Regions from separate parts of the Homo sapiens genome. Here region 2 is linked to region 1. The links are chromatin loops, found by intact Hi-C in ENCODE. Cell type or tissue: B cell. All regions are shown on one strand. Links, peaks and the distances in the headings refer to the core of each region. The heading gives the core; the rest is flanking DNA.

What was found. Peaks named below come from ENCODE experiments on the same cell type or tissue, not always from the same donor. Only the 100,000 strongest peaks of a DNase experiment are listed, where the experiment ranks them.
Region 2: a loop joins it to region 1, with 2.2 times the contacts of the local background. A loop is called at or near these places in 2 of 110 quality-filtered maps.

Annotation. Positions count from the first base shown.
Region 1 is chr2:30,419,566-30,424,949 of GRCh38, forward strand. No RefSeq gene overlaps it. Among named protein-coding and RNA genes, the nearest start is that of LCLAT1, 25 kb to the right of the region's middle. In B cell, for the core only: no CTCF peak of the experiment used is centred there; a DNase peak (open chromatin) is centred at 3,066; H3K4me3 peaks cover 852 bases; H3K27ac peaks cover 2,954 bases.
Region 2 is chr2:30,285,619-30,291,002 of GRCh38, forward strand. No RefSeq gene overlaps it. Among named protein-coding and RNA genes, the nearest start is that of LBH, 57 kb to the left of the region's middle. RefSeq lists enhancers at 2,495-2,544, 3,436-3,944. In B cell, for the core only: no CTCF peak of the experiment used is centred there; DNase peaks (open chromatin) are centred at 1,833 and 2,653; H3K4me3 peaks cover 2,140 bases; H3K27ac peaks cover 4,537 bases.

The DNA of each region.
Region 1 (5,384 bases), core at 145-5,144:
CTCCCTCAGCTGCTCAGGCTGAAATGCAGTGACACAGTCATAGCTCATTGCAGCCTCAAAATCCTTGGTTCAAGTGATCCTCTGGCCTCAGCCTCCCAAGTAGCTGGGACCACAGGCTCACACCACCTTGCCCAGCTAATTTTTAAAAAATAATTTTGTAGAGATGAGGTCCTACTATGTTGCTGAGGCTGGTCTCAAGCTCCTGGCCTCAGGCAGTGCTCCTGCCCCAGCCTCCAAAAGTGCTGGGATTACAGGTGTGATCCACAGGCCACCATGCCCAGCCTCATTTTAATTATTTTATCATAAACATTTCTATATTTTAACCTTTTTATTATCATTATTTTAATACCTACATAGTGTTCTTAAGGTTCATAGTCATCATACTTTTCCTTGCTGTGCCCCTTTTGTTCAGCGTTTAGTTTATTATCAATTTTGACTATTAAACAAAATTTAAACAAAATTTAAATGTCAGTCATGAAGCTTTTCTGTTTTTGATTTCTTCCTTAGTATAAACTCTTTGGAGAGCAACATTAAGCTCAAAGGGTGTGAATATTTTTATGGGTTTTGATATGCATTGTCATTTTATTTTCAAACAGCTTGTAAGAATTCACACTGGCATCAGTAATGTATGACTCCAGTGTCACCCACAACCAGACCATCATTGGCCGTCACATTTTAACTTCTCTTAACTTAACAATGTAAATTGATGTTTCAATGTTGCTGTAGTCTACATTTATTTAATTATAAAGACAAATTTTTTCTGGGGTTTGTGGGCAATCTATATTTCTTGTTTGTAAATTACTTATTCATTTTCTTATTCACCCATTGAAATCTTAATGTTTTATTTTATATTTTTTAATGAGTAATTTTTAAAGTATCAGTACTCTTTACCATAATTGATAAAAATATTTCTGCAGACTCTGTTGCCATTTTATATTAGAGTTACCAGTTTTCATTACTTGAAAGCTCTTAAAATATTTATTTGGGCCTGTCAATCTTCATGATTTATTCTATTGCTCCAAAATTGAGAACCTATTTCTCTATTGATCTGGCTGTTTTATGCTGAATTTTTGTAGTTTTGTCGTATAATTTGTCTATTTATGTATAATTCTTAGCCCAATTGCCATTTTCTAGATGATATAAAGAATTGATCTAAACAAAACATTTTCCAAATTTATGACCAGTGATACTCCTAGTTCTCATTAAATAATCTTTTCTTACTCTCATATTTATCACATTTTAAATTTATGTAGTGAGAGTGAGTTCTGGATCCTTTTTGTGGTTGTTTCGATATAATTTCCCTTTTTTTGTGGTAAGAATCACAAAAACATTTTGTTTTAATTATTTCTGTGTGTTTTTCTTGATATCTCTGCTGTTGATTACATTGACTGGCATGCAGTATGTGTTCAACTGATTTTTACTGACCTGTATCACATTTACAATATATACACATACCTTCTAAGTTTCGATCTTGAGTATTTTTCAATTTAAAAAAATCCATTACTGGCTGATTGAGTCACACCTAGAAATCTTTTTCTCTGTTATCTCCAGAGCATCTCAATTCCTCCCCACCTTCATTTGTTGCCACATTCTTTTGGGAAGTCTGAGAAGTTGAGATAGCAGAATGTGCAAGTAGGGAGGCTTCCAGGTTACTTTCTCAACCTAGTCCTTGCAGCATCCCCACCCCCACGAAGCAGGCAATCTCTTTGCAAGCAGGATGGGGAAGCTCAGAGAATGTCACTGACTTGCTCAGAGTCACACAGCTTGGAGTTATGGTTCAAACTTGGATCACCTGGCTCTGAGTTTGGTATTCATACACATCGCTGACTTTATAGATCTTAAAGTTTTTTGTCTTAGTTATCTAGGCAGTACAGCTAGTAAGTTAGTGAATATTTTTAGGCCAAAGGCTGACATAATGAGATTTGTTTGGAAGGGGCATTCTGGCAGAACACCCACAATAAGATGTAAGAGATATAGCACAACTCCCACCTAGAACTATTTCTCACCACATCACAGGCTGCAGGTGGAGATGCATGGCAACGTTGAGGGAACTCAGACACCCAATCTGATGCACGGCATACCAGGAGGTGGGGAGGGGATCTGCAGAGACCTTTCACTGAGTTTTGGCACACAGACTGCTAAAGGAAAGCCTCCGTGGTGGGCTTGAACATGAGCATAGAAGAGCTCTTTTTAAACACAGGCCTTGAGCTGACTACAGGGGTCACAGGCAGAATAGCAAACAGAGACAAGACTATAAATAGCAGCTGCAGCTGGAAAGCAAAAGACAGGCCTGACCTGTGCATAGTATAGAAAGGACCTCAGGCAAGCCATCAGTCTCACCCTATTGCTCCCTCCCCTTGCAGAGGCCCCTCCCCACAACAGGCATCCTCAGCTCCAGCAGAGAAAGACTATGCATTATCACTGGAAGAGCTGTGAACCTGAACAGATTTCGTCCTCCCCAATCTAAGGAGTTAAAACTTAAAACACGGCGAGTCGACTTCAGATCTGGGGACAAGGCTCCTCCGAGTCCACCCTGCAGGGCTGTGAGCCGATCCTTTATTTCTGCTTGGTTGTCATTGTTCAGTTCTGTCTGCTTAGCCAGATTGGAAATGGTTAGCTGGAAAAAATTATGGTGCTGTCTAACATGATGTAACAAGATGTCATCTTCTAGCTCCAACGCATAAAATGGATTTACAGGAAGGAGAGGAGAAAAAAAAAAAAAGAGCAAAGCCCCAGGGAGCGCTTGACTCAGATAAAAACCACTGGGTTTTGTTTGTGAATGTCTAAAAGCTGCATGTTATTTTACTTAGAAGAACATGAGAACAGACTGGCATTTCAGGGGAAACAAAAGTTGTGGGCTACACAGCCCAGAGGAAAAGTGTGCTGAAAAAACTAAAACTAATATTCATTTCATATTGCACACATATACAAACACACCACAAACCCTATCTACCAATCACACAGACACATAAAATATGTGCCACAAATACCACCCCCGCCCCCAACACACACACAGGGCATACACACAGGAACACATACCACACCCCTTCTAAGCCTCGCCCAGGCATGACATGCACTCACCACCCACACACATTGTCGCATATCCTCTAGCATCGCCCCAACACCCTTGCCACAGTGACAAATACACTCATTCTTTTTACTCAAGAATCCTTTAATTCCTATATCACTGAGCCATGCAGGTGAGCATATATTCTGGGTCTAAGCTTTTCAGAGCTCCCTTTTATGAAGACACATACTGGAAAAGACATAGTGGAAAGAGGGTCAAAGGTTTTGTGGTTCTTTTTAAATATACAGTGGTTCTAGAAAGGCACATTCTAAGCCAATCCTAATATACTGCAGGGAAGTAACATGAATAAGAAAAGATATAATAGGGGCCGGGGGCAGTAGCTTATGCCTGTAATCCTAACACTTTGGGAGGCCGAGGCGGGTGGATTGTCAGAGCTCAGGAGTTCGAGACCAGCCTGGGCAACATGGCAAAACTCTGTCCCTACTAAAAATACAAAAAAGTAGCCAGGCATGGTGGCACATGCCTGTAGTCCCAGCTACTCCAGAGGCTGAGGCACAAGAATTGCTTGAACCTTGGAGGTGGAGGTTGCAGTGAGCCAAGATCATACCACTGCACTCCAGCCTGGGGGACAGAGCAAGACTCTGTCTCAAAAAAAAAAAAAAAGAAGATATGATAGGATTCCGTGGTCATTTGTGTTCCTTAGAACTCCATTACTTTCTTTCTACATTTGAAGCAAGTTCTCATGTTGCCTCGGGGGACTGTCAGTGCCTCAATTATACACATACACCGAAAATAATGGCATAGAAGGAAAGGGAAAGATTGGGCAACCCATAGTCTTTTTAGACCTTCTTCCCTCATCAGCATGCCAAAGGCAGGCGGTGTTGGTAGGATGTCATATATTAGGAAATGAAATAAAAATCATTGAATTAGTTTTATGCAGAGTTTTCACTGTTCTGCTAAAAACTAAGTCCATACACATGTATGAGCTATAAAATATGAATTTTGTAATTTCATTAAACACTCTTATGCCTATATTTAAAACTGGCATTATACAACATAAACATAAATGATAAAATTTATGGTGACAATTTTTAAATGATCATTTTTCTTAGAAGGATCTTATATAGCAAATTTTAAAATGCCATGACAAGTTGAGAGGGAAACTGCAGAAAACAAACAAAAAAGCTTTATATTTTAGTACCTTTAACAACACTCTTCTCCTGCTATTTGAACAAAAGACCCCAAATCTCCATTTTCCATGGAGCCTCACTAATTCTCCAGCAGGCCTGAGTATCTATCCTTTTTTTTTTTTTTTTTTTTTGAGACAGAGTCTTGCTCTGTCGCCCAGGCTGGAGTGCAGTGGCGCGATCTGGGCTCACTGCAAGCTCTGCCTCCCAGGTTCATGTCATTCTCCTGCCTCAGCCTCCCGAGTAGCTGGGACTACAGGCTCCCACCACCACGCCCAGCTAATTTTTTTGTATTTTTAGTAGAGACTTGGTTTCACCGTGTTAGCCAGGGAGGTCTCGATCTCCTGACCTTGTGATCCGCCTGTATCGGCCTTCCAAAGTGCTGGGATTATAGGCATAAGCCAACGTGCCCTGCCTATCTATCCTTCTTATAAGAATGTCAGCTCCACCTGAGTAAGAGTTTATCTGTTTTACCACTGTTGATAAAACAGCTCCTATATTAGTGTCGAGAACATAGTAGGCTTTCAATACACAATTTTTGAGTACATAAATGATTGAATAAATTAATGTAAGCCCAAAATGCCATCCCTGTTCATCTGAAGGCAGAATGAGTCAGAATGCCTGGCACAAACTGCATATTTCATTCTAGAACCAGCCTATTCATTCAATTCCCCTCCAATGAAGTGTTTATTCATTCATTTATTCAACACACATTTATGGATCATGTTTTCTGTGCCAGGCAAAGACAAATAAGTCATGGTCCTCAGCTTCAAGGAGATTACTGTCTAAAAATGGGAAACACAGTTATAAAGGGCTAAAGGTAATCAAGTGTTAAAAGCAGCTTGAGAGAACTGTATGCAGGGGACGTTGGAACACGGGCCGGTGATGCCTTGAAGGCTCTGGAAGAATGCTAGGAGGAGGAAACATGGGGTTCCCCACCATGAACCCTGGGCTCCATTACAGCGAGTCTTCTTACTGCCCAGACTATACTATACAAAGCCTAGCCCTCCTCACACTCAGGATTCTCAGCGCCACCACCACCACTCGGTATATCTTGTCCTTCCAGGAAGGTCCTCTTCATTTCTCTAAATTTCTTTTATCCTCCAAGGACTTTGTGGCTATAACTGGTCTCTCCCTGTAGCTGCACAACTACTAAGCAATTTAGCCCT
Region 2 (5,384 bases), core at 278-5,277, 130 kb before region 1:
TTTAATGATCAATTGCCTTTTAAAGACATGTTAAAAATAAATTTGTTTTTAATATTTACCACATATTTATTATTTACAGTCTTTTCATTCTTTTATGTAGAACAAAACTTCTATTTGATTTCATTTTCTTTCTGTCCAAAGATTCTCCTTTAACTTTCTTTAGGATTAGTGACCAATTCTTTTAACTTTTGTATGTCTAAAATAATTAGTTCACCTTTTTTTGCAAGATATTTTGCTGTATATAGAGTTCTAGGTTCACGGTGTTGTCTTTCAGTTCATTAAAGAAGTTGGTCAACTGTCTTTTGGATTGCATTGTTTCCAACAATAAGTCTGCTGTTATTTTCTTTGTTCTTCATGCCCGTGTCCTGGCTGTTTTTAAGGTTTTCCTCCTTATCTCTGTTCTTAAGCAATTTGATTATGTACACTGGTGTTGTTTTCTTCATGTTTCTTGTGCTTAGGGCCCATCGAGCTTCCTAAATATTTTTATCAAATTAGAAAAAAGCATTCAGCTATTATTTCTTTTTTTTTTTTTTTTGAGAAAGAGTCTCGCTCTGTCTCCCAGGCTGGAGTACAGTGGCACTATCTCAGCTCACTGCAAGCTCTGCGTCTCGGGTTCACAACATTCCCCTGCCTCAGCCTCCCAGGTAGCTGGGACCACAGGCACCCACCATCACGCCCGGCTAATTTTTTGTATTTTTAGTAGAGACGGGGTTTTACTGTGTTAGCCAGGATGGTCTCGATCTCCTGACCTCGTGATCCGCCCACCTCAGCCTCCTAAAGTGCTGGGATTACAGGCATGATCCACTGCGCCCGGCCTTATTATTTCTTCCTTCTATCTCTCTATTCTTTTTGTGGGGACTGCAAAAAGAATTATTATATGTTATTGTATATAAGCTATATGTTATATTATCTTGCTTGAAGTTGTTCTGCAGCTCACTGATGCTGTTTACTGTTTTTCTTCAGTCTGCAGTGTCCAATTCATTCTTATTCCCATCTAGTGTGTTTTTCCATCTCAGACATTAGAGGTTCTTGTTTGTTTGTTTTAATCTCTACAAGTTTGATTTAGGTCTTCTCCTTTAAATATCTACCACCATCTCTTTAATATGCTCATGCATTCCTCTGTCTTCTCCATAAATATATGGAGTATATTTACCTCATTTAAAATACTGTTCTTGTCTATTCACCTGTGTCATTTCTGTATCTATTTCTATTGATTGATTTTTCTCCTCTTTATATTGTTTTCCTAGTTCTTTGACGCCTGATAATTTTTTATTGGATGCCAGATTAGTGCTGAATGCTAGGTTTCTTCTTTAAATGCTTTTGAGTTTTATTCTGGGACTCAATTAAGCTACTTGGAAACAACTTGATTTTTCAAGACTTGCCTTCAAGCTTTTTACCTGGGTCAAAGCAACTTTTAATCTAGGGCCAATTTTTCCCATTACTGGTCCAGGCAGCGAGGTGCCATCAATGATTTTTAAGCAAGACAGAGACATGATAGAATTTGCATTTAAGAAAACCACTCTGGCAGCATGAAGAAGATAGAGGGAAGAGATGGGAAGGACAGAGAGAGACCTAAGGCAGAGCTCACTGTTTATTCAGCCCAGGTAGTGAAGAAGGCAGGAGCTCAGGCTGCAGCCACTGTGGGGGTCTGAAATATCAGGATTGGAATCAATGGTGCTTGATGTGGGTAAAGTAAAATGGAGAAGGGTGAGTCTGAAATAAGCTGAGGTTTCCTCATTTCTGGGGGTTTCAGAGGAAATGAGATCCCACAGGAAGCCATTAACAGGGTTGCCAGGAGTTTCTAATCCCCCTTTTGTGAGTCTCTCTTTCATTACCAGGGGGCTGATGGCAGGAAGAAGAAAAGTCAGGACCACATAACCTAGCACTGCCCCTTTGGGTATCTGTGGGCCTTTTTCTCTGCTAGCTCAAAAGAATGTCAGTGTCCAAGACCCTGAGTATTGGTGATTTCTCCTGCTTATGACATCACAGACTACCTTCTGTTCAAGGAAAAAATTTCTCTCTGTAAGTGTACCATCTGGTGTCTGGTAGAGCTTGGCAAATTAGAGTCTTTTATAGCACTGTGTTTTTATAATGTGACATGAGGCCTCAAAATTACATTAATATCTCCAGTGCTGCAATTATATTAGTCCAGGGTCAAGTCCGTCTCTCTAATGAAACAGTGTTGATGAAGAATTTCATTCATAAAATGTTGAAATGGCCTCCCCAGCTCTCACTGAGCTAGCCAGAGAAATTTCCTCTAGGCCCATAGAGACTATGTTTAGTCTCAATCTGTGACCCATCTTCCATCTCCATTTTCAGAAGAAAGTGTTCCTTCATAAGCTAGGTATCATTTCCCCTTTTCTTTGATGCACCAACATGTTTTCTAGCAGGAGATCCAAGAACGTTCATCAAGTGTACGTTGAAACCATGAAACCTTTAGGTTTAAAGTGCACTTTGTCCACACCAGGGTAAAGAAAGAGTTAAGTTTAAAAAAAAAAAAAAAACCAAAAAGGAAAGTTTGACAAGTGAGACTCATTCACTTCCTCTCTCTCTAGCTCTCCTGGTTGTGAATTTGACCAAGAGTAAACTTAAGTGTCTTCAATTAACCCTTCCAAGTAAAAGAGTGCCTCCCCTGCTTCCAAGGGCCCAGGAAAGCCGTGAACTTGGGTTACTTGCAGGGGCTGTTGTTTCCCTTGGAATAAAAAATGTTTGAGGCTCAAACCTGACAGCCGAAGAAAAAGGGAATTATGAACATAATATCACAGTTTATACACTTAGCAAGTTTTGAGAGTGTTCTCTCATTTCCTCTATTTTCTGTGTGTCTTTCACACATGCATGCACACTGAAATAAGCCAGCCTAAATATATTGGCAAAGTCACACTCAGGGTGTGTTGTAGTTCTTAATTGAAGCCATTAGAAAACAAAAAACCAAAACATTCACTGACGACAACAGAGCTCCTCCTCAGGATTAAACTCTCCTCTGTTTTAAAAGGAAAAAAATCTGAAGCAAAGGGTTAAATTATTTGCACAATTAATGTCCTACAAATCATCTGAAAAAAATGCGAGCCCTAAGTCTGCCTTCCAAAGCTGGGAAAATGCTAACTATGGTCTCTGTCTCCAAACAGGCAGCTTTTAAATGATCCTAAATACCAAAACATGCCCAGGCTCTATTTCTTCAGTGCTGAAGCTGAAATTTACAACATAACCAACCTCAAAACATTTGGTTTCCAGCAGTGCCTGGATATGTCCAAGCCTGATTTTGCACAAGTCTAGGGTAAAAGAACAGAGGAATCCAGGAGAAGCAATAAATTGGGTGGACTAGGGAGGGGGTAAGAGAGGTAATTGGTGAGGATAGAAGAGGCATGAAGTCTAACAAAATTCAAATGGTAGCCTAAAAAAAAGTCTCCTAAAGGGTTAGAAAGAGACACTATAGTATTAAAAGTTATTTTTCAGAAAAAGAATAAAATTATGATTCACATACAAATATAAAAATGTACACGTTGAAGAATTTATTTACTCCTGATACCAAGAAACCAGGCAATAGTTCAAAGGAAAAGTCAAAAACACACAAATTCTTACTGAGTGAAGGAATGTAGAGATGAATTGCAAATGGAGATTAAATTGCTTTTTTTCCCAAAAGGGGAGGAAGTCAATTAAATCACTATCAGACAAGACATAATTTACATATCTATCGGTTACTTCCAATTTACAGAGCCTTGCAAAATAGCTCAAAGACAATGCATAGTAGAATCTGATAGCCCTGACAGCTTTGCTGTAGACAATGCATAGGTTTACACTGAAACACCATTTTTCTTTTTTTTGAGTCAGAGTCTCGCTCTGTCGCCCAGGCTGGAGTGCGGTGGCACCATCTCAGCTCACTGCAACTCTGCCTCCCGGGTTCAGGCGATTCTCCTGCCTCAGCCTCCCAAGTAGCTGGGACTACAGGTGTGCACCACCACACCCAGCTAAGTACGCCCAGCTAATGTTTGTACTTTTAGTAGAGACGGGATTCACCATGTTGGCCAGGCTGATCTCGAACTCCTGACCTCAAGTGATCCACCTGCCTCGGCCTCCCAAAGTGCTGGGATTACAGGCATGAGCCACGGCGCCCAGCCACACAAAATTTTTTCTACAGCATTTGTAAAATGTTAAGGGGAAGTTCTTGGGCGGGGTGGGGTGCATGAGCCCTCCCATAGAGGACAATGTCATGGAGAGGTTAAAACCCTTGAAGAGGCAAGGTAGAGGGTATTGTCAAGGATGTCCAAAGCAAGCGTTGGCCAGATAGCAGCACACAGCCTAGTAATTTTATTATCTATTAAATTTGGTCACTTCACACACACCTTAGCACAATGTAGGATCAGAATATGAAAGTTAGGGTCACTGAGCTGTTCTTAAAGTTTGTGATCCTAGTGGCCATCACTAGGTGGGCTGCAAAAGATCCAAGACTCACCCCCATCCATACATGCAAATGTTATGTGTGTGCCTAATGAAACTGCATTTTTCTGGGGATGGTTCTAGAATGTTCATGACATAGATGTCCTATGCCTCTACATTATACAAAATACACATCTAAATCTAGTCATAATGAACATAATTGAAATCTGGCTACCTTCATAGAATTTTTAAAGGGCTTTTTTTGGAAGGAAACATTTTAATTGCTCACATCACTTCAATTAAAAGAAAAAAAGGCTAAGAAATGTGAACAGTGCATTCCTTTTCCCTGGATAAATCACCCTGCAACAAGTGCAGGCATTCCAAATCATTCCCTTTTCCTTCTAAAGTGAACCATCGAGGCATCCAAGAGTTGAAAGGCTAACAGAGGCCTTCAGTAGTGCCAATGTGAGGACCAGGAATATGGCTCAATCCCTGAATTTCTTGTGTTTCTCTTTCTACTCCCTCTCCCTCTCTCACCCCATCCCACTCCAGCAACACAGATATCACTGGGGGCCTTATGAGAGTTGGAGTGGGTAGAAAGAAAGTCCTCCTTCCTCTCAGCTAACTAGCAAGGGAGGCCAACACGACTGAATGGAAATCAGACCTAAGGCTCTTTTTTAGGACTTCAGCTGTTCCAAGTCACTTCTGCCTCCCAGCTGTTGTGATCATCTGGGGCTGGTCGTGGAGCCCCAGCTGTAAAAACTAAGTCAATGAATAAGTGCATAAAATTGACAAAGGGTGAGACCTGAGACTGAACCACAGGTCTTATAGTCAAGAAGTGCATCTGTTCCTCACCAAATATCATCAGATCAGCCCAAAGCTCTGTGTGAGGTCAGACCTGGAGCTTGGCATTTAAGATAAGGGCTAATCTACAAACCACAGGCAGCTCCCATCTGACACAGGCAAGCCGGGGTCAGGGCCAACCAGGAACCAAACCTGGGGTAGTAGGT